Regions from separate parts of the Homo sapiens genome. Here region 2 is linked to region 1. Evidence: read pairs that join two places in POLR2A ChIA-PET (ENCODE). Cell type or tissue: HepG2. All regions are shown on one strand. Links, peaks and the distances in the headings refer to the core of each region. The heading gives the core; the rest is flanking DNA.

Region 1 (16,169 bases), core at 6,919-9,418:
CTCTTATGTGTGGTTAGGGCGGCAGGTGCAAGACTACTTGAAACCCAGTCGTTTTTAGCCAGTAGCCTCACATTCCTCTGTGCACAGAACTTTTTACCAGCTCTGCCTTCAGTTTTACTTCCTTCCAGAGCCGTTTCCCTGAGGACACTTCTGAGAGGCACTAAAGTAGCCCAAAGGCAGGAAATGGGGGGTAATTTTTAATTTGGGGAGTCTGCCCTTGGGTAGGCTGAAGATCTGAACAGTCCCAGTGCGGCTGACTCTGTTGCTGACTCTCAGACAGGCTGGCTTCAGATCAACCTCTGGTGCTGGGCAAGAGAAATGAACTTGAGTTGACCTTCATTGAAAGTACAAGAAAGGTGTTGGTACTATCTGCTTCTCTAGATTGAGTTTTTCTTTCTAAATTTAGTTGTGGTTTAAAAACCCATATAGCCGGACATGGTGGCTCACGCCTGTAATCCTAGCACTTTGGAAGGCTGAGCCGGGTGGATCACCTGAGCTCAAGATCAGCCTGGCCAACATGGCGAAACCCCGTCTCTACCAAAAATACCAAAATTAGGTGGTGGGTGCCTATAATCCTAACTACTCAGGAGGCTGAGGCAGAAGAATCGCTTGAACCTGGGGGGCAGGGGTTGCAGTGAGCCAAGATGGCACCACTGTACCCCAGCCTGGGCAAAAGAGCAAAACTCCATCTCAAAAAAAAAAAGAAAGAAAAGAAGAAAAAACAACCCATATAATCTAAAATTTATCATCTTAACTGTTTCAAGTGTACAGTTCAGTAATGTTAAGCATACTCACATTGTTGTACAATTGATTTCCAGAACTTTTTCATCTTGCAAAACTAAAACTTGTTGAACAATTCCCCATTTCCTTCTCCCCTCAGCCCTTGACAACCATTCTGCATTTCACATTCTGTTGCTGTGAATATGACTGCTTTAGATACCTCATATTAAGACAGTATTTGTCTTAGTATAAACAAAGATTCTTAGACAGAATATGTCTGACATATTTCACTTAGCATAATGTCCTCAAAGTTCATCCATGTTACAGCACAGGACAGGGTTTCCTTCCTTTTGAAGCTAAAGCTAAAGTATGTTCCACTGCATGTCTATACTACATTTTCTTTATTCATTCATCCATCCATAGACACTTGAGTTGCTTCTACCTCTTGGCTATTGAGAATAATACTGTTATGAACATGGGTATACAAATTTCTCTTTGAGATCCTGCTTTCAATTCTTTTGGCTATATACCCAGAAGTGGAATTGTTAGATCATATGGTGATTCTATTTTTGTTTCTTTGAAGAACTGCCATATTGTTTTCCATAGCAGCTGCACCATTCTACATTCTCAGCAGCAATGCACAAGGCTTCCAATTTCTCCACATCCATACCAACACTTGTTACTTTTTTTTTTAATTGTAGCTATCCTAATAGGTGTGAGATAATTTTTTTTTTTTTTTTGAGATGGAGTCTCACTCTGTCACCTGGGCTGGAGTGCAGTGGCATGATCTTGGCTCACTGCAACCTCTGCCTCCTGGGTTTGAGCAATTCTTCTGCCTCGGCCTCCCGAGTAGCTGGGATTACAGGTGCGTGCCACCATGCCTGGCTAATTTTTGTATTTTTAGTAGAGACGGGGTTTCACCATGTTGGCCAGGCTGGTCTGGAACTCCTGGCCTCCCAAAGTGCTGGAATTACAGGCATGAGCCACTGCACCCGGCCGGTGTGAGATAATATTTCCTTGTGGTTTTCATTTGCATTTCCTTAATGATTAATGATGTAGAGCATCTTTTCATATGCTTGTTGGCCATCTGAGTATCATCTTTGGACAAATGTCAAGTCCTTTGCCCATTTTTAAATTGGGTTATTTACTTTTGTTGTTGTTGTTGTTGAGTTGTAGGAGTTTTTAAAAATACATTATGGATATTAAACCCTTATTAGATATATGATTTGCAATATTTTGTCCCATTCCATAAGTTGCCTTTTCACTTTGTTGATTGCATCCTTTGACACATAGAAAATTTTAAGTTTGATATTATCCTTTTTGTCTATATGTGCTTTTGTTGCCTGTGCTCTTGGTGTCACATCCAAGAAATCACTGCCAGCCCCAATATCATGGAGCTTTCCCCTATATTTTCTTCTAGGAGTTCTATAATTTTAGGTCTTATGTGTAGGTAGTTAATAAATTTAATGTTAGTGTATTTGGTGAAAAGTAAGAGTCCAAATTCATTCTTCTGCATGTGAATATCCAGTATTCCCAATACCTCTAGACTGAGTTTTAATCTGGTAGTAGATTCAGAACACTGTGCTAGGTGTAAATTGGTGGTGATTATTTCTAACTATCTAACTAACAATTAAACAAAGCCTTGAGGTGTCTACCCCAGAAAGTTGACTCTAAGTTTGCTAGAAACTTTATACACAGGCACACCCAAGACTGGCCTAACAGTTGTCAGTTCTTGGAAAATTTAAAAAAAGAACTGCCACCATGTGCCCACTGCATACTGGTACGCTGAGAAGTCATCCTGACTGGCCCTTCAAAATCCAGAATTTCAGTTCATCAGAATCCCTCTTATGGGCTTATTAATGAATATTCATGTTGCTGAGTTTCGCCAAGCACGAGGCTAGACTGGCAGAGCTACCAGATACATAGAGTGCTAATTGACACATCCTGTGGTTGTCAAATTTGTTTAAAAATACTTGCATTTTAAACACTTAAATTAGGCACGCCAAGGAAAAAAGCACCATCCTGGCAGGTCTGGTAGTTCCATGTTCCAAAATCGAGGGAGGAGACCACGAGTCCTGGTCTTTCCACCTCCCACCAATGAATCTTAGTGAGCTTAGCCCCTGGACAGAGGGAAACTGAGGGAAGTAGCAGCTAGGCTGTGGCCCAGAACACAATACTCAACGGGGTGTATGCTTTCGCTAAGCCCAGAGGGCAATCAGATAAGCCATGCTTCCAGATTTAAAAACAAAACAAAAAAAGAATTCATTTTCTGGACATCCACTCCTAACATATGAGCTTGTGTTTGCTGGGCTCAGCTAACTATGGAATTAGGATTTCTTTAAAGCATCCCAATAAAGGCACCTACCACTCCCCAGTCAAATAGTAATTTCTGGATCTCACAACTCTCCTGCAAGCCCCTCAGCAACTTTTCTGAAAATGCCAAGGACTCCATGTTTGGCATCATGCCTCCTCCCCGCGCTTCCGCGAGAAGTTTCCGCAGCTTCTGTTCCTGCTCCCTACTTGGGTGTCTGCCTGGTGTGGCTTACATTTACTTAGTTAGCTCCACTTCCACTCCAAAACATCCCATCTGAGGGAAAATGCATGAAACATACGAACGTGAGAACTTCCACGAAAGGACAAACTGTCTGCCTCTGAAGTCTGTCCGACGTGGAGGCTCATTTTGTCTTGGAAATAGCACCGTTCAAAACCAACAAGGCGCTCCAGCAATCCTTCATCTCTCCACTTGACTCAGCAGACTGTATGGATTTCTGGCACCTGAGTTACCTGCCAAGTGGGTGTGCTATTCTACAGATTCTTCAGAAGCGACTCTCCAGCCTCACATGTGCTTGTCCTAGGAGCTGCCATCTTCAAGCCAGGCCCCTAGCACGTGTCTTTACTATGAAGCTCTGAAGCACATGCTCAAGTTCCAAGGTTCTCTCAGGCAGGGGCCTCTCCGTGGCACCATCTACAATACCTTACTAGTATTTTTGCCTTAATTTTTTTTAAAGAGGGCCTTCCAGAGCATATAAACTGCAAGCTTAGTATCCACTCCTAGTGGACTGTATTCTAAAACTTGCAAACTGTGTTATTCTTACCAGGATTCATATACCTTCGTATTAAATAGATATTAGTTTGAACCACATGAAATTGCCTGATTTTTGCAAATCAAAAACTTATCAGGTATCAACAGTGGCATTACGGTTCAACCTAAATAACTTCTAGGTTTTCTGCCTAATGGATCTTTCTCTACTTTTGGCTAACACGGTGAAATCCCGTCTCTACTAAAAATACAAAAAATTAGCCGGGCGTGGTGGCGGGCGCCTGTAGTCCTAGCTACTCGGGAGGCTGAGGCAGGAGAATGGCGTGAACCCAGGAGGCGGAGCTTGCAGTGAGCGGAGATCGCGCCACTGCACTCCAGCCTGGGGGACAGAGCGAGACTCTGTCTTAAAAAAAAAAAAAAAAAAAAGGGTTACAGTAAAAAAATGTCACAAAGACAATGAGCAACCTGGGAAAATTCCTTCCTTCCTCCCTCTCTCTTCCTTTTCCTTTTTTCTTCCTTCCTTTTCTCAACAAATGTTGATGAAGTACCTTGGAAATACAAAAGCCCATTTGCTGCAGCAAGTCCTGCGGGGTCACAGAACTGAGTGAGGCGCAGCTCAGGACTGCGAGCAGCTGGGGCCCTGGCAGGGGAGCCAGAAGGAGAGGACGCGCTGCAGAGGTAGCTGGTATTTCGAAGAAGGTGCAGGTGAGATGCTACCCGGCGGCATGCAAAGGAAGGGAAGGAGGCTTAGGAGGGCTCAGCCACACAGCCACTGGCCCTGAAGCCCACGCTCTAACCACTGTGCAGCACCTCCTCTGCAGGGGAGATGCCTGCAGGGGCCAGCAAGGAGCTCCACAATGGGAGGAAATGTCGCATCAAAGCAATCACTACTTAGAGAACGCCTAAGGTGCAGTTTGCTTATATTCTATGAGAGTCAGTATAAAAATGCTGGAAATATACATATACATATACATACACATATACACGCATACATACATATGCATATGATTACAGATTACATCTAATTAATCACTGTCATTTAGCCTTACTTCTCCAGTTGCCTTATATACTTAACTGTGCTACTCTACTGCCCGGGCCAGCGGTTTCAAACTGTGGTTCCCGGACCAGCAACATCGGCTGTCTCCTGGGAAGCTGGGCCGCTGGTCACACCTACTGTACTAGAAACGATGGGAGAGGGCCTGGAACTCTGTGTACTAACAAACCTTCTACAGGATTCTCATGTACGCTAAAATTTGAGAACTACTGGACTTGAGCCAACATGATTAGCAGCCTCAACACTGCTGCCCTTTTTCACCCCATTTTAAAGTGTATACTCTGAGTTGGAAGAAAACCTTTGCTCTCTTAAGTAACAACATTTCCATTTCAATATCCTTTAAACTATTTCATTAGTAGATAACTTTTTCATAGCTTCTAAAGGTTAAGACTGTGAAGTTCAGGTTAATGAGTATTTTTTATTTTATGATAAAATTCAACAGAGATAATATTTGAAGTCCACAGCTTTTCTGAGAAAGGCATATACTACAGTTCTGTCTTTGCAGGTAGCAGGCAGAATGAAGAAAGAATGCAAACACGCTAATTCATTCATCACTTATTCCAAGTGTATGTTTAAGGAAAATGGCAGAGGGCTTTGCAGAATAGAAGGTTATGTCTTGAACACAGAAGCCCTGTAGGTTAACGCAGCTCTGTGGGGCCGCATTTATCCAACCCCGTGGAATAATGGGTTTCCTGCTTCCTCCCACTCTTCTCCCCAAACCCAGTAAAACTTACAAAAAACAATTTAACCAACTTAGGCCTTCAACACTTACAAGTCTAAGATGACAATTAGCTTTGGTAATAGTGTCATCATTTAAAAATGGAAAAGGCGGGCTTTTAAAATTTTGCCTACAGCAACTGGGTTTTGAAAGCAAAAATGCAGATGCCTCAATGTTACTGCATTGATGTCCCAGAGCCCCAGGCTCTGTCTCCAGCCCATCCTCTACCCTGCCACCAATGTATCCTTCTAAAAATCACACTGCAGGCAGCTCCTTAAGCCATTTGGGCATAAGATCCACACTTTGGAGACTACTTTATGTGGCCCTTCCCAAGCCCGCCCATCTCCAGCCTCCCCCCTCTCCAACCTGGCCATCTCCCTCCTCGCAGCCTTCCCCTCCACCAACTGTGTCCCGAGGCTGGCCCAACTACTCCCTTCCTTAGAAGGGCCTTCTCTGCCAGGCATGGCCTGTTTTGTTTTTGTTTTTGTTTTTAGGACTCCATTCGGGCTCTTCTGGCTATAGGAAACAGAAACTCCACCCAAAATAGCATAGAACAAAAAGAAAGAGAAATGTACCAGCACAGAAAACCAAGGTGGGAACTCCCCACTTGAGCCTCTCCAGAATGAAGCTCTTGGTTTAACACATTCTCCATCTCTAGCATCAGCTTTCTTCCATGGCTTCATTCTTTGATGTCTGACTCCCCAAGTGCCAGCCAGGTGGCCCCTGTCGCTCCGTGTTTATGTTCTGTGCCTTAGCAAGTCCAGGCAGAAAGAGTCCACTTCTTTCTTAATTCTTCCAGCAAAGACCCAGGAGCTGCCTTACTGAACCTATGTCACTGGCCCATCCCGAGCTAGTCGTTGTAAGTGCAATTGGCAGCACCGTGTTTCACACAGATTAGGGGCTCAATGAATATTTAATTATTATTAATTATTAATAGTTAAGCATGAATGAATTAATGAAAGAACACGCCGGTGGGGTGTGCTCAGTGCAATGAGAACTGTATCTAAGCTACAGAGAGGCAGCCAACTGAAGGTATAACCAAGGCAGGCTTGTGTAGGTCAGGGAAGACTGCAGGGAAGGATATGCCCAGGATTGGTCCACAAAGCATGGCAGGAGTTCCCCAAGTCAGGACAGGAGCCTGGGGAAGGCAATGGGGAGGGACATTGCAAAGAACTGGAAGATGCTGTGTAAAGGCTGAGAGGCATTACACTGGCTGTTGGGCTCAGAAAACTTGAATTGCTCTGTTTTGCCGGCCTCTTGGACACAGCTAGGGAGAGGGAGCAGCTGAGGTGAAGCGACGTGTGCATGCGTGTGTTGGGGGACAGGGTGACAAGAAAAGGGTCAGAAAAGGCCTTGCATGCCACACTGGGGTCAGGCGGTGGTCAATCTCAGGTGACCAGGAGCTCTTGAAGAGGCTTTCCTTCAAGCCAGGACAGCTGGCGGCAGGGTTTCAGCTCCCCTGCCCACTGGGTGGTCATGAAGAAGTTACTTCCACCGCTCCAATTCCCAACTCTCAGAGCCGTTGTGAGGACGGAAGAAGGTGACAAACTGAAAGCCACCCCTATAGCACGTGGTATGTGGTCAATACCCCGTGCGTGCTAGCACTTCTTCCTTTCCTTGTGAGTAGGTTGATTTTTACACCGAACTTACTGGAGGGGAAAGAAAATCCAATGCATTAAAATCTCCATGTATATCATTTTACAATCCCAGAGTTCGGGGGTGTTTCAAAGCTACACTGAGAGAGAGCTGGGTCAGGCATCACTTCCTAACCTTCAGGAGGGTAACATCAATTTCAGTTTCCTCTCATCTGAACTGACTCCATCATGACTGGAAGAAGTGAGACACATGCTTGTGTCTGAAGACTCACATTTCAGACTCATCACCTTGCGATATAGTAAAGGTATACAGAGCTTTATAGTATTGCCCAATCCTTTTCAAATTCATATAGCTCAAGGCTAAAAATGCACACAGAGATTGTTCTCTTAGAAATCACAGAGGCAGGCATGTGTGTAATGAACACATCTCTTCTCGAGGAATTCCCTCAGCCACACCTATTTCTTCATAAGAACAAATCAGTCCAGAGCAGAAGACGATTAGAATCAAGCCACAAGGACACTGAGTACCGATATTGGGAAGAGGAAAATAATTCCTAATATAACGCTTTGTTTAGAAGCTTTAAAATGAGACACACAGCAAATCTGCTCACTGTGTCAATGTGGTCCAGTGGAAAGTACAGCCTGTTCGAAGTCAGACGAGCCACCTTCTAGCAACTGGCTGTTCGTGAAATGACCCGCAAGTCACAAGTTCTACGACCCTGGGCAAATCGCCTGGCTTTCCCAAGCCCCGGGTTTCTTGTTTCTTTGTTGGAAGAGGAGGAACAATGAAGTTAAGGGTTGTCATGAAGCAGAATGAAATAATGTAGTTTATGATAGATTAAAAACAATGATATGCTTAATACATGTAATGTTCTTTCTAGGGGGAGTAATTGTAACTTTCCTAAAATCATTTGAGATTAACATAATAAAAGTCCCTTATATCATGAATTATTTTCATGGAATTTATATGTACTGTGGTAAAATATAACTGCTTTTACTCTGTTAAAGGTGTGTTGGGACACGCATAGCCCACAGTTCTGTGTCTTACTTCTAATCCTCAACTTGGGTATTAAAGTGTCTCTTGCAAATGACAGTGCTTTGACTTTTTAAATAATTTTTTAAACCAATGAGTCACTTGAGAACAATCAAAGTTGCATGTGTAAACTTTAACTTTCTCTTCTGATACTTGGACTTCATTAAGTTCATAAATGGGGACTTAGGAACAAAGTGAAATATTAACTTTGCGGGAACTTCAAAGTGATTGTGTATAAGGAGAGAGAAAACCAACAGGGGCATTTATAAACTATCATCATAAGACCCGGCCAGACATTTTTTTATTGCAAAATGAGTAATGCCAGTTCTGCAACCTGGTCCAGAGGCCATGAAAACAAACCAATGTAGCCCTGACAGTTTCATTTCCATTAACGGCAATGGGAATTATTCAGGGAACAAAATCCTTCTTCTTCCCACAGTTGATCCAGGACCCCACCCACCCACCCCTACAAATTCTTATAGGCCAAGCCTTTAATTCTGAAAGACTACAAATGGAACTTTGACCTTTCCTTCTTCAGAGTCTACAGGTTCCCAACTGCTCATCTGTTGTACCAATGATCTGAGAGATACCCCTTCCAACAGAGGGCTCTCGTGGCCACATCCAATGCTGCAAAAGGGGCCATGTTTCATCCCATTCTGTTAAAAAAGTTTCCCGGAAATATCACAAGTTGCTGAGAATCTGGTTTACCAGGTTCATTAAGACTCTTTAGTGTCCTGGCGCGGTGGCTCACGCCTGTAATCCCAGCACTTTGGGAAGCCAAGGTGGGCGGATCACGAGGTCAAGAGATTGAGACCGTTGTGGCCAACATGGTGAAACCTGTCTCTACTAAAAATACAAAAATTAGCTGGGTGTGGTGGTGTGAGCCCGTAGTCTCAGCTACTTGGGAGGCTGAGGTAGAAGAATCACTTGAACCCGGGAGATGAAGGTTGCAGTCAGCCAAGATGGCACCACTGCACTCCAGCCTGGAAACAGAGGGAGACTCCGTCTCCCAAAAAAAAAAAAAAAAAAAAAAAAAAAAGACTCTTTAGCAGAGCGCCTTAATCTTACTGAAATGCATTTAACTGTAAGAGGTCTACATATATATATGTTGTGGAGCCAGGAGGTAAAGGATGACGGCTGCATTCCAGCAGTGGCTTCTGGGTTATTTCCCATGTCTGCCTGGTAAACAAGATGCTACATTCCTACCCATTTCAGTAAACACTAGAGGTCCCCTTTTTCTGATTTAACACCACCATTTTAAAGAAGGGTAGTGTGGATTATTGGATTAAAATTAAAATGAACCTGAACTTGAATAGCTAAGCTTCCTCAGTAATGGTGACAAGTAAGGTGAGTGGGAATGAAGGACAGCAGAGGTGGCAGGGAGCTGACAGGTGGGTTCCAGTTCTTGTGGGGATGATAGCAGCTGCCGACTTAAATGCAGCACCAACATCTGCTTACCCAGCTCAAAGGCAAGGCAGCAATGAACTGCCAGCAGTACTGGAACATCCAGAGACGGGGGCGGGCTGAAGGGCAGCTCCGCGAGAAGCTCAGATCAGGCCTCAGGACTCAGCTTCTCTCTCCCCATCTCCAGGCTCTACTTTCTCCAGGCTCCATTCTCAGGCTCTATCGGGTGGCGGGAAGCCTTCAGCAGCCCAGGCTCTACTTCCTGCCTAATTGAGCCAAGCAGAAAGAGGGTGAAAGGCCTGGCTCCTGGAACTCACGGTAAAAGTCTGTTGTCTTCCCCTGGCTCTGACTTGACCACATGGTCACCCTTGAACCAACCACCCTAGCCAGGGACACGGGGTCCTTCGGCTTGGCCTTGAATCACAAATCCACCTCTGGGATTAGTGGGCAGATATGACTCCACCAGAAGCTCCTACACTGAGGTGGCTCTGGGTGGCAAAAATGACAGCTACTCACTCTGGGGGTGGGGTGGGGAGACTGCCACATCCTGATGAAATAGACACAAAGATGGTAGCTGGAGAAGCCCAGGAGAGGTAACAAAGAGGGTGATACCCAGTACGAGGCCAAAGAAGGAAAATAATAGGCTCTGCTAAAATTGTGTTTCCTCCTTCCAACCCTCCTTGTTCAATGTCACTTTGAGCTTTGAGTCTTGGTATTTCCTCTGTACGGAGAAGAGAATGAGACCCAGTCGGTGGCTCCTCATTGGCCATATATATCAGAATTGCACCTGCAGAACTGTTTCCTGATGACACAGGCCCTAGGCTTGTGTTGAAGTCTAAATTTAGGTTTGTGTACTTGGTGTGTAGTTGATGTTAAATAGTGATACACAGGTGTTTGGAGATAGAGAAATGTTTATTTGATCTGATTAAAGTAAGAAGGTGGGGAAGGCAAGATTTTAAAAATTTGTTTTAATAAAAAGTAGAAATGGGGAATTTTTAATGTGGCTAGGGAGTAAGGGAGGAGAGTTTAGGGATTTGAGGAGGAAAGTCTGTGTTTTTAAAGTTTTAGATAATATTTTAAATAACTAGAGCATTATATGTAACAGTCATTCTTTAAAAACTTCTCAAATTTATAAATCAAAAGTTCAACTTTTACTATGTCTCACTACTTTCAACTTTTTCTCCCCTTACAAAGGTCTAAAATAATAACACTCTCCTTCAACTTTTTCATCAACTCCTATAACTTTTTCCCTCCAGTTTCTTCAAAAACAAAAATACAAAAAAAGACAAACTCCCCTAATTAGAAAAACAAATCAAAAAAGTCAAGTATAATCTCACATCCCATACTCAACAAAATACCCAATTTAGGTGAGGGGCTAAGACTCCTCAAACAAGAGTCTCTATTTCAACGCTTACCAATTAAAAAACTAAGTGCCAATAGATGACCCACAGACATAATGCAAATATACTCTCCATTTCTCACCTCAAACCTATTTAATTAAAAAAAAACCTTTAATCAAGAGAACCCTAAATACTTATCCAAATTATTGTCTTTTATCTTTTTAACATATCATCCCACCTAGACTAATAAACAAACATTAATATTTTACTCACAGCCAAAAACCACCATATAATTACTAAAAAGACAAAAACAGCTCAATTTCACCTTAAAAATGAAAGTAATCACCCTAAATCTACCAACACTGTTCCTACGATTAAGCCCAACTAAAATATAAACAAGACACTACCCTGTTTTAAACATTATAAAAATTTTCTTCCAGAATAAATTATTTAAAAGTCCCATGATTAAAAAGCCTCGATGAAATTAAAAACATTCAACAACCCCAGAGGGATCCCTAAAATTAAAACTCATATAGACTCAGCCTGTTGTCCCCCCACCGCCTAGTGAGAGCCACTGGGAAGAGCTCTGAGGTCGTGCTCAGGGCAGGCGCTTGGTGGGTCAGGTCCAGAAGAATGCCTCCTCATCATAGCCTGCCCAGTCCCCATAGGTGTACAGCAGTCCCAGGTGACAGCATCATTTACCTCCTGCAGTCAAAGGTGATAAAAGTGGTGGGACAATTCCTCTCAAACACCACTCTGGAGATGTCAAAATATAAACATCTTGAAAAGCTGGGCTCTTCATCAAACTGTGGCCCACCAATGTTTGGGGATCCCCAAGATCCCTTTAGAGAGTCCATGATGTCAAAACTGATTTTATTACAGTAATTGCCTTCTGTGATTGACATTGCAACTAACCTTTAAGAAACTACCACTTGTTGAATTGTGGTCTAGTATATATTTTAAAGCCCACATTTACCTGAAAAGGCTATAAGAACACTCCTCTTTTTTCCAACTACACATCTGTGTGAGGCCAGACTTCTTCCTATACTTCAAATAAAACAATATATCCCAGGTTGAATACAGGAGCAGATGTGAGAAGCCAGCTGTCTTCTTTTAAGCCAGACACTAAAGAGATTTACAAAAATGTAAAAACAATGCCAATATTCTCATCACTTTTTTATTTGGAAAACAGTGTTATTTTTCACAAAAATATGTTATTCATACTAACACATAATAGGTTTATTACTATTATGTTGAAAGAATTAATAAATATTTTAGATTTTTCTATTTTACTTTCTAATACCATAAATATCAAGATTTAACCCACATTAACAGAAGCTCTTTGGGGTCCTCAGTAACTTTAAAGAGTATAGAGGGGTCCTGAGGCCGAGAAGTTTGAGCACTTTTGGACTAGAATTAGATTCCTGGGATGATTTTTACAAGTCCTAGGCCCGCAGAGCTGCCCACGTGCTTATGCAGAGAAGGAGCACAGGCTACAGAACAGACACCCCAAGCCACTGTGTAGCCTGATCTGTGCTATAAAACTTGAGGAAAGTGGGATGACTCAATGGATTCATTGCTGAAAAATTTGTTCTTGCACATTTTCACATCCGTTAGGTTTGGTCCTTTGTGTCATCAGCATGTAACTCTCCTTTCAGCCACAAGATGGCACTATTTGCATAGAAAATACTTTCTCGGGAGCCGTGTCTCTAAATTAGCTGTTTCCTAGAGAGATTTTGGATGGGGACAAGGAGGGTTTGGCGTTTGGCCCATCATATCCCTCCATACGCTGAATGTATTAGGATGACTTTCCTCTTCCGTTCCTCTTTGAAAACACCGATATTGAGGAACTGGTAAAAAGAGATTCTTTCTAATATCCACCCAAAGAAACCACTAGCTGACCCCTGAGAGAGGGACTAACTTTTCCTTGCCCCTTCATTAAATTCTTTAATCCCACTTCAGTTAATTGTTTCCCATCATTTATATTTCAGGCAATAATCTCGGGAAAGGAGTCATGGAAAGGGAGCAAAGCCAAACCCTGAACCAGCACAGGTAACTGTAGCCACCAGAGTTAACTGTGTGAAGAATGTTTCCCCAGAGGACTTCTCACGTGTTGTGTAAAAGTAGAGAAAGAAGGCTAGGGTCTAATTTACAACATAAAAGAGCCTCAGGAATATAAGAGGCATGGGAAGAAGTGAGACAGGTGTCCTTGAAAGAAAATGCTCCAAAATGTCTGATCACCTTTACTCTCGTCTCCCCTTCCATCTAACCCAGGTTCTCAAGCCCTGCACTTGACAATCACCTGAGGAGCCAAAAAAGACCGACAGGTGCCTTTCACCAGTGAAGACTTTGATTCCATAGGCAGGTGGGGTCAAACATGGGCATTTTTAATATATATTTTTTAATTTAATTTATTTTTTTTTTTTGATACTGAGTCTCACTCCGCCGTCCAGGCTGGAGTGCAGTGGTGTGATCTGGGCTCACTACAACCTCCGCCTTCTGAGTTCGGGTGATTCTCCTGTCTCAGCCTCCAGAGTAGCTGGGATTACAGGCATGTGCCACAGTGCCTGGCTAATTTTTTTGTATTTTTAGTAGAGATGGGGTTTCACCATGTTGGCCAGGCTGGTCTTGAACTCCTGACCTCAAGTGATCCGCCAGCCTCTGCCACCCAAAGTGCTGGGATTACAGGCATGAGCCACCAAGCCCGGCCATGGGCATTTTTTTAAAAGCTCCCAGAGTGAGTCCAACCTTCAGTCAGTTTGAGAACCACCAAGCCAACCAAATCAGCAATTGCTCAGACTGAGTGATAAATCCCAAATCATTAGGGAATTCTGGTTTAAAACAATGCTTGGCAAAACCCAGTCTCATGAGCGGATGTAATCTAAGTTAAATCCATTCTCACTGCATCCTATCCCACCCCATTTTATGACTGCGTGCAAGGGCAGCAAGTCGGCTGGTCAGCATCATCAGGGTACCTGTCACCTACTATAATAGCTAAGTTATGCTCATCTTCATTTACCCTTGAATCCTGAGAAAAGACTGGGTATGTCAGTTACATGTTATTTCCAAAGAACCTCCTGCAGAGAAAATCTATAGGTTCTTTAGACCCTGTAATGCAAGTGATCTTTTCCAGCTCCATAATGCTTTCTGCATTAACAATTCAGGTTCTTTCTTTGGCAAATGAATGCACGCCTCTGCTTGGTGAAGGACAATGGGTAACACTATGTTTGAATCTACTGTCCTGAATGAAGTCACCAAGCCTCTCCACCCCCTAGGACCAAGACCCCCTCCACAGTGGCACAGTTGTGGATCCCATCCAAAAAAAAGGCCTCAACAATCTTAACTCTAAGATAGCTGCTGAAAAGCATCCTTTTCTATCCAAGCCTCCTTGGTGTCACTGAAATACTTTCTAAGCTATTGAGCCGGGTGCCTCAGTTTCCTGTCCTGCAAAACAGAAGGGTTGCATGAGATGGTCTCCACGATTCCCCTGCTTCTCCAGACTCCTGCTGCTCCTGATGCTACAAGGAGTTGGTGGCCAGATCTTAGCCCAGTGAAGGAAGGAGCACGTGCTGAGAGACGGTGCGGGAGATGCTGAGGCACCCTCTTGGTGAATTTGAGATACGCTGTTCCTTAGGGTGAATGTGGGGCAATGTGTTACATTTTAAAAGTCACCCATCCATTTTTCATTCAATCAGTGCTTGCTTCACCGAGTGAGGTGGAGGGCGTTAGAATTAGGAAGTAGGCTGAGGAGTAGCCTCTGCCTCCCACTGATCCACCTCTGGGGAAAGAGACAGACATAGAAACCACAGATTTTTAAATGCAGGTGGGAATCAGAACTGCCTAAAGCTTAAAACACACATTGGCGGAGGGCACCCCAGAGTCCCCCACACAGTGGCTCCTGGGAACGTGCATTTCTAACCAGCCTCCCAGCTGATGTTGATGCTGCTGGTTCCCGAGGGCCATGCTTTGAGAACCACTGATCAAAACAATGACGCTGGACACAGGGTGATGAACTCTCATAAAGGTGGTGTGCAGCATGCCAGGGCGGGGAGGGGAGGGGAGGCTGAGTGTGGCAGGTTCTATTCAATAGTAGAAAAGGACAGCTGCACTGGACTCCACAGGCTGCCAGGGATGCCCATGGCACCCACCTAGCTCTCCAGCATGCCTGGCCTGGAACTGGGGAGAATGTTAACAGCTCACAGGTACCCCTCAACCAAGAGGGGACAGGAGGTGATGCGTTAAACACTCCCACTTCAATTCCTCTTAGAAGCAGTTCTACCCGGCTCCTGAGAAGGTGATCAGCTCCACAACGTGCATATACCAGCCTCTCTCCTCCTCTATTTACCTGCCCAGCTTCTCCTCCTCTCCCTGGGATGCCTTTCCAAATTCCCCATCTGTACCAAACCCCAGTCTCAGGCTTTGCTTCTCCAAGGGGCCCAGGCTTAAACAGGCTGCAAATTTCCTGTAAGGAATTTGAACTCTGTCCTAGAGAAAAAGCAAATAAGAGCTGTTGCAGAATTACAGCAACAACAATAACACTCTGATGAGCACAGAGTCACCACGGGGACACCAGCCATGAGATGCGAGCATGGCACTGGGGAGAACCACTCGGGACAGGCTCAACCTTGTATGAAGACTTCTGCCAGTAAGCGAGGGCTGGACATTCACTCCTTGGCCTGGCCACGGCCTCTGTTCAAGCACATTGTAGGGAATCATTCCTAGGCAAAGATACCGGGACAGGCCAGCAGATCACATGATGGAAACAGTGAAACAACCAATGAAAGGACCACCTTGGATATAAAGGCGGGCAGCTGGGAAGGAAGAAAATAATTTAGAAAGAAAAAACAAACAAACAAACAAAACGCTGAGTGGGAGACAAGAGGGGAGAGGTTGTTCTCTGATGAAACAGTTCATCTGTAAAGGACAACCCAGTAAGGTTGGAAGGCCTTCAGTCCAGAAAAGGTAACTCTCTTTGGTTTTGCAGGAAGAAAGTAGAAACCAAAGAGGGCTTCGGTGCCTGCCCTAAGAAAGCAAGAGGACTCTGGGAGTTGGCTTGGCAGCAGTTTGAGAAAGGCGTGGTGATGGTGGGGTGGTTAATGGGAGGAGAGCTGGGGAGGGTCCCAGAGGGCACAGCTGAGGGGTCTGTGTGTCAGGGGAGGCAATGCCAGGAAGGAAGAAAGCAGCAGCCAATCCACTGCCAGGGGCAGACACACTGCACTGTAGTTAATGATGTGCGCCCTGTGCTATCATTACGCTCTCCCAGCT
Region 2 (16,169 bases), core at 6,899-9,398, 250 kb after region 1:
TACCACCCACTGCACCCTGCATTGTGCACTCTGTTGAGGAGGACAATTACTTCAGATACAGCTGGATTGTTCTTTAAAGTCAAACATATGGGAATTGGGGGCTTCCCTCCAAATCAGTTCGTAAGTCCATTTGTAAGAACTATATGTGACGGCATGCTTGAAAGCTTCAGCTACAACAACTTCATTTCTTAAAAAGTGATGGATTCAATAATGTTAGATGGATTTGATAGGCATGTATTATATTATGGAAAAATGAAAATGCATTCTCTGGAGACACACTGGTAGATTTCTAAATTATGTCATATGCTTGGATTTAGCCTGCAACAACTGCTATACTCTGAATTGTTCATCTCCGGACAAGTATTTAGTTTGTGGAATTTGATTTAATAGTGCCCCTTAAGGTATTAGAGTTTGTCTTTCCGGTCCACGTTAAAAGTCTCTGACCTTAAACTCTGTACAAAGAAAGCCCTTCAAAGAAAGCTCGGGGCTGAATTGAGGAGGATTCTGGGTAGAATCCTCTCCGTCTGGGATCCCCACCCTATTAGTTTACTTGAGGTGTGGCGCTCCTTCTAACAAGTTCAGCTTGAAGACTCTGAACTGGCTAATGCCGTTGTTTATTCCATTACATATGTATTATGTTGGTTTGTATCCCCACAGAATCACCAAGCCCAGTTTACAGGTTGTTCTTCTTTATAGACCTGTGAAATCCCCTGGGTGTTCCAAAGAGCTTTGGGGTTTCTGGGAATGTGGCAGAAAGAATACAGTAGGACGCGTATTAGGTGATGTCTGCGCTGTTCCTTCATGTGAAAGAGCAGTGCGTATGTAAGCAATGTTAGGGCTCTGCAGGCAAGAGTCAGAACTGGGGGGAAACCGGCAGTTCATTATGTCCAGCACCTTCCATCTCAATTGACACATCTCATAAAGTCGTTTTTTAATAAATCAGCTGAGTCATAGAGAAGTGTAAGTGATATGGTTTGGCTGTGTCCCCACACTAATCTCATCTTGAATTCCGACATGTTGTGGGAGGGACCCCGTGGGAGGTAATTGAAGCATGGGGGCAGGTCTTTCCCATGTTTTTCTTGTGATAGTGAGTAAGTCTCACGAGATCTGATAGTTGCTATAAGGGGAAGTTTTCCTGCACAAGCTCTCTCTTTACCTGCAGCCATCCACATAAGATGTGACTTGCTCCTCCTCGCCTTCCGCCATGATTGTGAGGCCCCCCCACCAGCCATATGGAACTATAAGTCCAATTAAACCTCTTTCTTTTGTAAATTGCCCAGTCGCGAGTACGTCTTTATCAGCAGTGTGAAAACAGACTAATACAGTAAGTCATTTTTGCCTGAGATTAGATATTACAGAAAGTCACACAGAAGTGTTCCATGAAGTTTAGAAATAAAAATTCTAGAAGACATACATTTGTCATGTAATGGTTGATTTTTCTTCAAAATATTCAGTGAATGTACAAAACCCATTTTAAACTAAGGACATGTACAAATTACTTAAATTCGTCCCCAGATGAACAATTGGAGAAAATATGAATAATGGGGGAAAATCTAACATGTGCAGTATTCAAAATTAATTAAAGAAAGGGCAAATCTTTGGCATCAAATGGAACAATGTTTTACTAGAGGTATGCATAAAAGGAACACTGACATGAAGGAAAGCATATTAAAATCTTGTGTTTGAAGATTCACTGTTCCCTAGAGTTGCTCTAGTAATTAAGATTAGCAAGAAATTTGTCAGATATTAAAACAAAAGAAGAGTTTCATCAGTATCACCAGCAATCTATTGTTAAACATAAAGTAGCCAAGGAAGCACCTTAGGACCATGTTTAAGAGCTCAGGGAATCCCCCTCCACCCCATAGGATTCCTGTCAGTTTACCTCCAGAGAATGGGCTTCTGCTAGAAGTCTGGGAGCACTGGATTAGTCAAGAAGGCCAAATACAAGGATCAAAAGGACACCACAGCTGGGCATGGTACTCACACCTGTAACTCCAGTGCTTTAGGAGGCAGAGGCAGGAGGATCACTTGAGCCCAGGGGTTCAAGGCTGCAATGAGCTATGATGGCGCCACTGCACCCCAGCCTGAGCAACAGAGCAGCAACCTGTATATACATATATATATACACACACACACACACACACGTATATATACTTATATATATGTGTGTATATATATATATACATCTTATCCCTGCCAGGTAGCCATGGAATAAGGATGTGAAGGTCTATAGGCACACCAGCTCTGACTGAGCAAACAGTGGTCAGAAGGGAGGAAGAAGCTTTTCTGGATCAAATGTGTCAAGCAGGCCCTGAGAAGAAAAGACAGAGCAGCACATGATGGCAGCCATACATAGGACATGAAAAGGCAGAAGCCAAAGAAGAATAGGTAGAAAAAGCCAATGGTCCTGTTTTGGTCTTTTCAGTTACTCTTCAGTACACCGTCAGCTACTTAATCTCCCTTTCCTCTTGTTTAAGTGAAAGATAATATAACAATAACAAAACAGTTGTATTTATTTTTAACATAACATTATTGTATATAAACATTTATATAAAAACAAAATAGGACAAATCACTAATGGTAAGTTTTTAAAAATAATTAAAATGGTGTGTTTAGAGGGGTATGAAAATGGAATTGTTAAACTCTAAAAGAGCACACTGTACATGAATGCCTTAGAAGAAGCAACTCAATAGGATGATATATTTTAAGGGATTGAATAATAGAATGTTCTTCCCAGAATCTTCTACAATGGTAATATCAGCATAGTGCATTTATTCGTAGTACAACCATGTATTTTGAGTAACATGCCTTTCAAAAACAGTACTGAATATACAATGCATAGACCACCTAGAATAGGTATGAAAGAAAGAAAACTGAAATGAATAAAATGGGGAAAATTCCATGTTTTATTCTATGGGAGATAAATTTCTTATATATCCATTAGAATTGCCTATGAAAATCAAACCACAATTTGAGTCCATTTTCCTCATGATATTCTAATAACCAGGACTTCCATTTTCATCAAATAGAATTTATTATACATTTACTTTTGAATCACATTGGGCTGGGTATTACTTAAAACATGGCGAATAGAAATAGTTCATACCTCTTAGAAGCTTATAGATTAAATGGATAGTGGTAAACACGCATATGTAAAAATCATGCACACATAATACATACTTAGTAGTACATGTCTAAACAACATGAATACATGCTAAACTAAATTACTTCTAGTGCTTTTAGCATAATATAATGGAAAAATAGTTTTTAAGTGTGTTTAGCCATCTGATTAGCTGAGACACAAACTCTCCCTGGAAGCCTACAGCTGAGGTTTGAGGGGGAAGAGGGAAAGCTTTCAGCCTATACAGGTTGGGGGATTGGAACAGAGACCCTCACATAACACTGGACCTCCAAATTGCAAAGAGTTCTTACCTTTAGAGATACACAGATGAAACTATAGGATGTCTGGCATTTTCTTCAAAATAATCCAGGGGTGGGAGGAATGGGTAGAGATTACAGATGCAAAAAAGATTGACTATGAGTCCATAATTATAGAAGCTGGGTATGGCTACATGGAGGCTTATTAGAATATTCTATTTTGTATGCTTGAAATTTTCTAAGATAAAAAGTTTTATTTAAGAACCATTAAAAGAAAAACCAAAAATTGTGTAATGGAATTGAAACAAAGCTGACACAAGATGAGAATCCAAAATGTCTAAAGAACTTCTAGAAATCAATAAGAGAAAGACAAAGAAACCCATTGAAAGATGGTTTAAACAAACAAATAAACCGACATTTTATGAAATAAAAAAATGCCCAGACCAAACGTCAGAAGATGTGCAGTCTCATTAGTAAGCAGGAAAAAGCAAATTAAAACCACAATGAGATATTCTGTATGTTATGATATGCTAGGTAATATTGTTGCCACCAACACCCAAGAATCATACCAACAAAATTTTACTTCTCACTCACACAAATGTCCAGTTTAGGTCATCTGGGAACTGTGGTCAGTCATCTGTTCATTATGATCACTCATGTTCCCAGGGTCACACAACAGTTACCTCCGATGTTGTAGGCCTCCTTGTCAGAGGGAAGGAAAGCATGGGGGTTTTTGCATCAGTAAGTAATTGCTCCAGCCAGGAGCTGGCAGACATTCCTTCACAATTCATTACAAGTCAAACTCACTCATAACAAGGATTTAGGAAGTGCAATTCCTTCTACTATGTGCTTGGAAGCAGAGAAAACTGGAAATGTTTAGGGAAAACAAATGACTTTCACAGATGCCAGTTTTTTTCTATCAGATTGGCAAAACTATATAGTCTGACAAAACCAAATATTGGTGAAGATGTAGAGCAATAAAAACACTTACACACTTTTGACTGAAGAGTAAATTGGTACCACTACTTTAAAAAACAATTTAGTGTTATTTAGCAAAGTTGAAAATTCATATAGTCTTCGACTCAGCAATACCACTCTAAGATACATACTTTAGAAATAGTTTTGCATATGTGCACCAAAGACATATTCAAATATGGTCATAGAAGCACTGTTTGTACCAGCGAATCAAACAAGCAAAAAGAAAAACTGGAAATAGCTCTCATGTCCGCAGATAGTGGATAATTTTTTGAATATTCATTTAATGAAATACCATTTAGGATAGAATATGAATGAACAGATACATGTTCATCTGGTTGAATTTCAGAAACATATTGAATGAAAAAAGTAAGCCTAGAATTATTGTATTTGACAAAGGTCTAAAAAAGTTAAAATTAATATATTATTTTAGGATTACATACTTAAGCAAAAATAAATAATTAAAAGTTAGTTTAACACAAAATTCAAGATATTGTACCTTTGAGTACACTTTGAGTGTATCAAGGTAGGGATGTTACCAGGGACAGATTTAAGGTATTGATAATATTCTTTTCGTCAAGTTGTTTGGAGTTGTAAACATTGTTCACTTTGTTATTATTCTTTAACTTGTACATATACAGTATATGTACTCTATGCATGCAAAAAAGCATAGAAATATATCTTATATTGTGGAGAAAAATCAGTCAATGGAAACAGAACAAAAATGACACAGATAGTAGAACTAGTAGTCAAGGACATTAAAAGAACTATTATAAATATGTTTCAAATGTTCAAGAAGGTACAGGAAATAGAAAAACAAAAAATAGAGAATATCATTGGAATAAAAAACTGGTTTTTTGAGATCAGTGAGTGATAAACCTTTAGCTGGATTCATCAAGAAAAAAATAGAAATGATACAAATTATTAATTATAGAAATGAGAGAGAGGATACCAATACAGTTGTAGATACTAAAAGTATAAGAAAATATTACAACCATCTTTTTTGCCATAATATTTGACAACTTAGATAAAATGGACAAATTCTTTGAAAGAAACCACCTGCCAGAGATCACTCAAGAAGACATAGATTACCTGGATAGCTCAATAGCTATTAAAGTTATTAAAGGCTTCTAACTATAAAGCTATTATAGTTAGAAACCTCCCCATAAAACAAACAAACGAACAAACAAACAAAAACCCAGAAAACACATCAAGCCAAGATGGCTTCTCTGGTTAATTCTACCAGACACTTAAATCAGAAAGAATATCAATTCTACACAAAACTTCAAGAAAATCAAAGAGGATAAAACACTTTGCTATCCATGTTGGGCGCAGTGGCTCATGCCTCTAATCCCAGCATTCTGAGAGGTTGAGATGGGAGGATTGAGGCCAGGAGTTTGAGACTAGCCTGGTCAACATAGTGAGACCCCACCTCTACAAAAACAAAAACAAAAAAAAACTGGATGTGGTGGCACACACCCGTGGTCCTAGCTACTTGGGAGGGTGAGGCAGGAGGGTCACTTGAGCCCAGGAAATCAAGGCTACAGTGAGCTGATATTGCACCACTGCACTCCAGCCTAGGCATAGAGTGAGACCCTGTCTAAAAACAAACAGACAAACAAAAACCCACTTTGCAACTCAATCTATGAAGCCAGCATTACCTTGATACCAAAACCAAAGATATTACAAGAAAAGAAAATCTACAAATCATGTCCCCTGTGAACATAGTGACAAACACTGTTTATAAATTTTACCAAATAAAAGGTTTATCTCAAGAATGCAAGGTTGGTTTAACATTTGAAAATCAACCCATGTAATTCACCATATTAATACACTTAAAAAGAAACACCATATGGTCACCTCAATATATGCAGAAAAGCATATGACAAAAATTCAACATCTATTCATGATGAAAAAATTTAAAAAAGAAAAGAAGAAAATTCAACCACATAAAGGGCAGCTATGAAAAGCCTACAGTTAACACCTCACCTAATGGTGAAAGACTGAATGCTTTTCATTTAAGAACAGTGCAAGTATATCCATTCTATCACTTCTACTTGTCATTGTAACAAAGATTATGGCAAATGTATTAATGAAAGAAAAAGAAATAACAAAGGCATACAGGTTAAAAAGAAAGGCATAAAGCAGTCTCTATTAACAGACAACATGACTGTGGAAAATTCTTTGAACCAGTATAGGTGATTTAAAAAAAATCTAAGAAACCTACACACACAAAAATATTGGAACTATTCAGTGAGTTTAGCAAGGTTAAAGGATAAAGAGTAATATATAAAAATCAATTTTGTTTCTATACAGTAGTAAAGATCAATCCAAAATTGCAATAAAAATACCATTTAAAATAGCAGAAAATATGAACTTAAGTATTGGTTTGAAGAAAACTTATGCAAGACCTTTATATCAAAAACCATAAAACATTGTTGAGATAATTGAAAAGATGAGATATACATGCCCATAAATCAAAAACTATATTATTTAGATATCTATTCTCCCCACATTGATCTTTAGATTAAATGCAATGCCAATAAAAAAATCAGCAGGCTTGTTTTTTAGAAATTGACAAACTGATTCTAAAATTTATATGGAAGTTCAAAAGATGTAGAATAGTCAAAAACATCTGAAAAAGAATAAAGTTGTAGAACTCACACTATACACTTGAGTTTATATTTAGGGTTTATCATGGAGCTATGGTAATCAAGACAGTGTGGTATTATCATAATGATAGATATACAAAGATCAATGGAACACTCTAGAAAGTTTAGAAACAGACCCACACATATATATCAGTTGACCTCTTTCAAAGGGAAACTGGGTGAAGAAATAATAATCTTTGTTTTTTTTTTTTTTTTTTTTTTGAGACAGGTCTTGCTCTGTCACCCAGGCTGGAGTGCAGTGGTGAGATCTCGGCTCACTGCAACCTCCGCCTCCCAGGTTCAAGTGATTCTCCTGCCTCAGCCACCAGGGATGCTGGGATTACAGGCATATGCCACCACGCGTGGCTAATTTTTGTATTTTTAGTAGAGATGGGGTTTTGCCATGTTGCTCAGGCTGGTCTCTTCTGAGTTCAAATGATCTGCCCGCCTCAGCCCCCCGAAGTGCTGGAATTATAGGTGTTAGCCACTGTGCCTGGCCAAAATTGAACACTTTTGCTCTTCAAAAAAATGAAATGAAATGAAAAAGAGGAAATGAAAAGGCAAGCCAAAATCTGGGCAAAATTATCTGCAAAATATATATTTTATGAAGGGTTTGCATTTTATATAAAATAAACCCTTACAACTTAATAAGAAGAGAAACAACCTAATTAAAATACTGTGCAAAAATCAAATAGACATTTTACAAAAAAGAAACTGTACAAACAGGAAATAAGCACATAAAAAGATGCTGGACATCATTAGTCATTAGGAAAATTCAAGTTTAAATCACGGTGAGTTGACACCTAGCATGATGGCAATAATCAAAAAGACACAATAAGTGTTGGGAAGGATATGGAGCAACTAAAACTCTCATGCACTGCTGGTGGGAATGGAAAATGGCACAACACTTTTGAGAACAATTTTATAGCTTGAAAAGTTAAACATTCTCTACTATATGTGTCAACCTAGGTATTTACCCAAGAGAAACGAAAGCATATGTCCACATAAGGACTTGTCCACGAATGTTAACAGCAGCTTTATTTGTAATAGTCAAAAGCTGGGAACAACCCAGATGTCCTTGAACAAGTAAATGGACAAATATATTTCAGTCCAATTCAGCAATGAATTCAGCAATGAAAAGGAGTGAACTATTGATATGCATAACATAGATGAATCTTAAAGTAACTACACAAAGTGAAAGATACCAATTAATATAATTGTATTTATTTAAAAATTTTAAAAATGCAAGCTAATCTATAGTAATGGAAAGCTGATCAGCAATTGCCTGGTGACAGAGATGGCAGGAGGGAGGAAACTTTTGGGGGCAATGAGAATGTTTGTTATCTTGTGATGATGGGTTTCATGGGTTCATACATAGCTGAAACTGATCAAATTGTATACTTTATATTTAGCTTATTGTATGCCAGTTATACCTTAATAAGATTGTAAAAAAAAATGGATATTGTCTCTTAGGTAATAATTGCTCATATGCATATGCCCATTAACATATGTGTCAATTTTCAGGGTACCATATTCTTTGCTTAGAGCAGGAAATAGAAATATAATATGAATCACATATGTAATTTTAAATTATCTAAAAGACACATTTTTAAACATTTTTAAGGTTGAAAATAATTTTAATAATATATTTTACTTAATTCAATATAGAGTATTTTAATCAATATAAAAACTATAAGCGAAGTATTTTACAATGTTTTTCATACTAAGTCTTCAAAATCCAGTATATACTTTACACTTGTAGCACGTCTTAGATTTAATAACATTTACAATGGAGAAACAGATTCATATATCAAACATGCTTAAAAATTTTCCCATAATAGAATTGAGTATCTTTTTTTAATTTTTAATTTTGAAATAATTACAGACTCATAAGGAGTAAAAGTAGTATAAACAGATCCCATGAATCCATCAACCCATGGTAACGTTTTACATAACTATAGTTCATTATCAAAACAAGGATATTGATTGGTACAATTAACTACACCTCATGCATATTTCACTGTTATTTATATGTATTCAAATGTTTTATCTGTCTCTGTGTATATTTCTATAACGTTTTATCACATGTACAGAATTGTTTAAGCACAATCACAACCAACATACAGGACTGTTCCATCACACAAATGATCTCCTAGTGCTGCTCTGTTATAGTTAGGCTCTCCCTCCTCTTCCCTAACCTTTGGCAGCCATTTCATTTATCTGTTTTCTCTGCAACTTTGTCATTTTAAGAATGTTGTGTAAATGAGATCATACAATGTGTAATCCTTCGAGACTGGCTTTTGTCACTTGTCATAATGTTCTTTTTTTTTTTTTTTTTTTGAGATGGAGTTTCACTCTTGTTGCCCAGGCTGGAGTGCAATGGCACGATCTCGGCTCACTGCAACTTCCGCCTTCCGGGTTCAAGTGATTCTCCTGCCTCAGCCTCCCAAGTAGTTGGGATTACAGGCATGCGCCACCATGCCCAGCTAATTTTGTATTTTTAGTAGAGATGGGGCTTCTCCATGTTGGTCAGACTGGTCTTGAACTCCCGACCTCAGGTGATCTGCCCGCTTTGGCCTCCCAAAGTGCTGGGATTACAGGTGTGAGCCACCACGCCTGGCCATCATAATGTTCTTAAGATCCACCCTAGCTGTTTCATGTATCAGTAGTTTGTTTCTTTTTTATTGCTGAATAGTATTCTACTATATGGTTGTGTGTTCAACTATTCACCTTTTGAAGAGCATTTGGGTCATTTCCGGTTTTTGGCTATTACACATACATTTGTGAACAGTTTTTGTGTGAATATAAGATTTTACCTGCCTAGGATAAATGCCCAGAGGTACTGTTGTTCAGTTGTATAGTAAATGTGTGTTTAACTTTTTAAGAAACTGCCAGATGCCCAGAGTGGCTGTACTGTTTAACATTGCCACCAGCGATGTCTGAGAGATCCAGTTTCCCTGCATCCATGCCAGTGTTTGGTATTATTAGTATTTTTTATTTTAGCTATTCTAATAGGTTTATAAGTGATCTGTCTTGGTGATTTTAACTTACATTCCCCTGATAGCTAGTGATGCTGAGTATCTTTCATGTGCTTATTTGCCAACTGTCTATCTTCTTTAGTGAAATGTCTGTTCAACTCTTTGGCCCATTTAAAAATCAGATTGTTTTCTCACTGTTGACTTTAGAGAACTCTTTATATATTCTATAGATAAATCTTTTACATATGATTTGCAAATATTTTCTTCCAGTTGGTGGCTCATCGTTTTCATCTTCTTAACAGGGTCTTTCACAAAGCAAAAGTTTTTAATTTTTAAGTATCTATTTTTAAATTCAAATGGATTTAAATTAAAAATTCAGTGAAAAGGCCAGTCTACCCATCGTGGTTACCTACTGAATAGCAGAGGCTTAGAGAATACATGGAATTTGGTTAGGGATCATTCCAGGTCCGGGACCACAATAACCAGGACCAGGAGCATGAATGGGTATGAAAAGTTAAAGTGAATAGACAGACCCAACTGGCAAAAATGTGGGGTTCGAGATAAGTAGAGGGGGTCCAGCTGGAAAGGGAAGTTGGGTGTAGATTGTGAAAGTTGCTGCATGCTAAGAAAACTGTTGAAATCTTATCTGGCAGGCTCAGTGAAATCCTTAGGTTTTCCTGACCAGGAGAAAGATGTGCTATAGGGAGTGTTTTAGGAAGATTCACTTGGTAACGGGGTTCAAAGGGGACTGGAAAAAGAGTAACCATGCTGTCCTTCCTTTGCTTCAGTTTCCCTGCACAAACCCTCATGTGCTAAGACATGAGCCTGGTCAAGGCTAATGTTGAAAACATTTCAGTTTTTCCCCTAACCTTGAGCACCTTCCTCTATCTTGCTCATCATAGATAAGGTAGAACGAAGGGGTTTAAGATAATATCTGGTAAGAAGTCAGGTAGCTTCTAGGTATTATACAGAAAATAAGTTTATAGAGTTGAAAAGAAGGGTGAGAAATTAAAGTTTAAAAAAGCAGGAAAAACTCAATCAGAGGAAAGACTCAAGAAAATGACACTTGTTCTTAATATTATCTCAGGGGTGACAGATATTTATAAAATTAATCTGTAGCTTTTCACGTTAATCAAAAAATAGAAAAGACTATCAACCTAGTGTCAATGATTAATAGATATTATCATTTGAATGTGATAAATAAGTCAAGAGGTAGACTGGTCTCAGGGTGGGTTTGTTAGATCAACGTCATTAAGAGCCCAGGCTCTTTTAGCCCTTCCTCTCTGCCTCAGTGCATATGTGGTTTTTCCTCATGGTCACAAGATGGCTACCACAGCACCAGGCATCATCACGTTTTCACAACACACCACCCAAATTAGGAGTCAAGGTGCTGGGGTTAGGGCTGAAGATTGTGGTACTTCCCCTACCTTCTGACAGGGAGAAAAATCTTTCCCAAGCCCTCCATTAGAATTCTCATTATATTTCACTGACCAGGACTGGATTACACACCCACTTGTAGACCACTCAGTGGCAAAGGGAAAAGGGGTAGCCATGACTGACTAGGGTCAAACATGACTCAACTCCTGGGTACATTATTGCCCAAACTAAAAGGAGATACCAAACAGGAAGGGGAATGACATGGATAAGCCAGTAACGTTGTCAGCCACATACAGGAACAGGAAAATTGATGGGAGAACATCAGGGAATCAGATAAGTTTTATGAAACATTAGTCTAATAGGTTCCAGAATGTACTGCTCATGTCTGTCACCGTGAACATCTGGCACCAACTTCACACACTGTGGGTGGCCAGTACATATTTTAGATCAACTGACTCTAGAAAGTAGCAAACTGAGTAAGATTTAAACATGTAGAAATATTATGAGGGCCAGGAAACCATGTTGATCTTAGGAAAGTGAGCTTTCTTTATCAGAGAGCCAGAAGGACACAATGTTTAACTTTTAGTGAGGCAAGATAATAATGAAGATTGGCTCTCCACAACACTGTGTGCTGATGGACAGGGCACATCTAGTCAGAAGATGACCACCAACCAGAAAATGACGTGCACCCATGGGCACACAAAGGATGCCATTTGGGGACAATTAATTACGTCCTTCCACAAATACTTAAGCATTATTTTATGTCAGGCACTGTTCTAGGCACTTGCATTACACTAGTTGAGACAAATCACAATAATTTCCTGTTTTCATGGCTTATTTTCTAGCATAAGAATGAGTGAATTACATAGTAAGTCAGCAGGTGATAGGTGCTTTGAAGAAGAGACAGGACAGAGTAAAAGGGATCAGTAATCCCAGGATGTGTGCTGTGAGGTAGGTTAAATAGGGGGGTCAGGGTAGATCTCACTGAGAAGGTGACATTTGAGCAAAATGTCCTCTGCACGAAGCGGGGAAGGAGGAGGCATAAGACTTGTGTGGGAAGAGGTTTTCTCGAATTAGCCACCCCATTTCATCACTCTACATAGGAGAACTACAATGATAACACATACATGTTACATGATAAAACACATTTGAAGTGCTTTACTTTTTAAAAATAATAGGTTTTCATTCATCTGAAGCAACTTTCAAGGCAGATAGTTTTCCAATACTGCCATCCAAAACATTATTCTGGTATAGAATAATTCATCCCACCTTTAAGACCATGAAGGCTCTGTGATGCCAGGATGCTGCAGGCATTTGGGTTTCAACCCTTATTCTGCTTCTAACCAGCTGTGGATAGTGGAAAACCACGTGACCTCTTCTGTGCTCAGTTTCCTCTTCTGCAAGTGGAAGAAGCTGAATAATTTTCAAGGTCCATCTCAGGTCTAAACTTCTGTGACTCCCAGATAAAGAAATCTGCTTGCAGGAGTCTGCACAATGCTTTCTCACTGGCTCTGGGAGGGCTCCTTGTGCTGTGTAGCCCATTAGGAAAACACTGAAGAGCCACCTAATGACTTAATGGGCTTTAAAATGGGTGGCTAGGTTTTAATTTTCTCTGATAGCAGATTCCCTGAGGGAAAGTGTACTTTACAGTGGATAATAACTACATAGGATATTTCGATTGCCGCAGGGTATCTTATTTGGAAATCAGTTTTCAGTTACATTCCTCTAGCAATTTTTACTATCAGAACAAAATGAAAGCCCCCAAAGGAATGTTTATACAGAGCTGAAATGTGTTGGAATGTCAGAAGTATCTCTCTAAGAGTTAAGCATCTGTAAATATTTAAAATAGGGTGAAATCACAAATACTGCTACTACTAATCTCTTTCACATTTGATTACAGTCCAAAAAGAACAAGCAAAATCTCCAGGAACACTTTTATATTAAACTGTTAACTCTACGGCCATGTCTAATGACTCAAATTATAAAAGAAAGTTGGGTGAAATGCATAATTCACCTATTCAGGCATACAGTCAGCTCTACACATGTGAAAACAGATCTCGTAGAGGATGTTGAAGGAAATATTTTCCTCTCTGGTAAACTTAAGTATCAATATTATCACATAAAGACTAGGCTACACAATAAAATAAAGTGAGCCATTCTGCCTGAATTTTCAGGATTCAGCTATCCCCACTCTTACCCACACACATCATAGCTTTACACATTCCTCTAGTTTTCTTTGGTTATGGATCAGACATCATGTTACATGTTTTAGTCACATCATCTGATTTAATCTGCTCTACAGCAATAAAAAGTAGCAATTATTTGCTCTATTATAGGATGGTGGAAACTGAGGTCCTAAGAAAATATGTGTGTGCTATAAACTGCTTTTCCTTCAAATGGCAAAGAACACTGAAGGAAGATAGTCCTTGATTGTAGACATTCATTCATTCCGGAACTCATGCTCTTCTTAATATACTCAACTCTAAGGAAACCTTCCTACCAATACAGCCCACTCCCCTCTTCTTAACCAGTGTTCAGTGGAGATGGGAATTTGGAGGAGTGATGAGCTCATTGTGTCTTTTTTCTCCTTTATTTGATTACCTCCCTGCCATCTTGCCTTTTCTGGGCTAAATGATAACACTTCCTTCCGTTTCTCTTTGGAACCATTTTCAAAAAACATCTCTTTAGGAGTGGAATCACAAATGAGAAACAGTATTTTCATAAGGAAGAGTAAAATGAAAGGACTGCCGGAGCATTTTTACATTAGCACATGACATTTCTAATAATCTACATAGAAGGATTTTTTTTTTAGCATCCTCCTAAGTGCCTCTTTGAAACCTCTGTGACATATGAGATAGCTACTGACTAATTTGTTCTGGCAGAAAAATGAGTTTAGTGTTATTGAAAATATGTTTTCTATCACCAGATCTTGTTCAGGTCATTGAGTGGCTTTTCACTGGTGAAGGGGAGTAGGATTTATCTCCAATGAAACATTATGGAGCGGAGAGAAATAACATTTGACCTATCCCAACATTAGCAAAATGCAAATCATAGTCAATTTTCCATAGGGTGATATTTTCATACTTTGGATTTTTGTAGTTGTGCATCAGTCTGAACATTTTAAAGCAAGGTGAATGAAGGGTCCATGAAAGAGACTGTGAATAAGCCACTGTGCGAAGCTAACTTTAAAGTTTCCAGCTTAGTGACTGAGATAACGCCATTTCTCTAGAGAAGTTCTAAATATAGAGGAATAATGGATAGCAGTTTACTGCAAGCTATGTAGTGCCCTAAACCAGCAGGGGCTGGGCATTGAGTGGAGAAGGATTGCAATTTTGAGGTTGATTAAAGATGCAGTACTGACAGGTTCCAATGGGTGTAGCAGGGTGGGGGAGGGGTCGCATCTCATTCTTTTTTTCCTCCCCACTCAGAGGTGTGGGTAGCTGCAGTGTAAACTGCTGATGTGGGTGATTAGGATGTTAAGTGGGAGAAAAGACAGCTCTTCATTATTCTTTTGGAAATAAAGAGGGATAAAATTCAGCAATCATCAAGCCTTTTCATTTCCCTACAATTTGTCGGTGCAGCTAGGAGGCTGGCTTCCTTTCCACAGACGAGATTACTTCCTGCTGACATCAAGTGGGGGTAGGGTGGACCAATGTGTGAAAAAGAAAATTGAGCTCGAAGGGTAGCTTTTGTTTTGATGTTTGTTAGATGTCTTTTCTTGTGTTAAAATTAGATGTATCACCTACTGGCAGCCACAGGATTTTCATGTTGAGAATGCAAGGCAGATTTTGCTAGATAGATCTCCAGGTGCATAATCCACTGTCAGTTTTGATAAAGAATTATGACTTCTTGGACTTTTTCTTTAGCTATGCAGAAGCTAAAAATCTGATAATTTAGCATAATGCTTGTGTAAGCTGTGCTGGAGAGTAATACATAGTCGCTTTCATACTAACATAAAGCTCCTTGGTCAAAATTACACCAATAATGCATATTTAATTAGCGTTTATAGATATCTAAAGAGGAAAAAAAACCCACAAAGTTTCCCTCACAGATGACCTTTATCGGGGATGCCTTAGCTGAGTTCCTTCAGATGCCTCAGGGCAAAATTTCAGCCCCAATAAAAGGAGATGACATATGGCTGGTTATTTCACAAGATCGCCATCTTTAGATTGAATTTAACTTTTTTTTCCTCAGAGCTAGAGCTTTATGGAGTTTTCGGGTTTTGGAGGTAGCTTGATGGTACAGTGCCTCAGATTTATAATTTCTAATTAAAATGTGTCCTTCATATCAATTTTAGAGAAGTACCAAGCTTAATTTTGGCATTTAATCATCGAAATTTGTTTTGACATTTTTGAAACACAGATCCCAATACTAAGATGTAATTACTTTGCAACAGATTTGCAAGGAAGGCGACAGGCCACAGAAGAACTTCTAAACACAGGCAAAACCAGACGAGTCCAGTGGGGGAATGGAAGATAGACCTGAATGTCAAAAAACTCAAAAGTAAATATATGGTTTTCCAGTTTTCTCTGTCTGAGGGCTCACCTTGCACACATTAACTCTTCCCTCTCTCACCATGCTTCGCCGGTTTATCCCTCAGCACTCTTTTGATTTAAGGGAAGAAAACCAATATTAAATGTAAAAGTAAGTTTTCTCACTAACAGCCCAAGGGGCACAGCTGGCTAGGCTGTGCAAGAGCACGTGGCCGTCTCTAGATCTATCGGCTCAGGGCCTATTTCCCAGCTCACAGACCCTGACAGGACGCTCCGATGTGGTCTGAAGGACAGAGGGCATTTAGAAATGTCCTCGC

Evidence for each region. Peaks named below come from ENCODE experiments on the same cell type or tissue, not always from the same donor. Only the 100,000 strongest peaks of a DNase experiment are listed, where the experiment ranks them.
Region 2: POLR2A ChIA-PET joins it to region 1 with 7 read pairs; 3 of 35 experiments call an interaction of 5 or more read pairs at or near these places.

The regions. Positions count from the first base shown.
Region 1 is chr7:29,405,351-29,421,519 of GRCh38, reverse strand. The region is part of intron 6 of CHN2 (chimerin 2); the gene reads right to left. Among named protein-coding and RNA genes, the nearest start is that of PRR15-DT, 150 kb to the left of the region's middle. RefSeq lists enhancers at 3,904-4,403, 4,404-4,905. In HepG2, for the core only: no CTCF peak of the experiment used is centred there; a DNase peak (open chromatin) is centred at 8,369.
Region 2 is chr7:29,155,837-29,172,005 of GRCh38, reverse strand. It overlaps a transcript of CPVL not described here and a transcript of CHN2 not described here. Among named protein-coding and RNA genes, the nearest start is that of CPVL, 17 kb to the right of the region's middle. In HepG2, for the core only: no CTCF peak of the experiment used is centred there; a DNase peak (open chromatin) is centred at 7,995.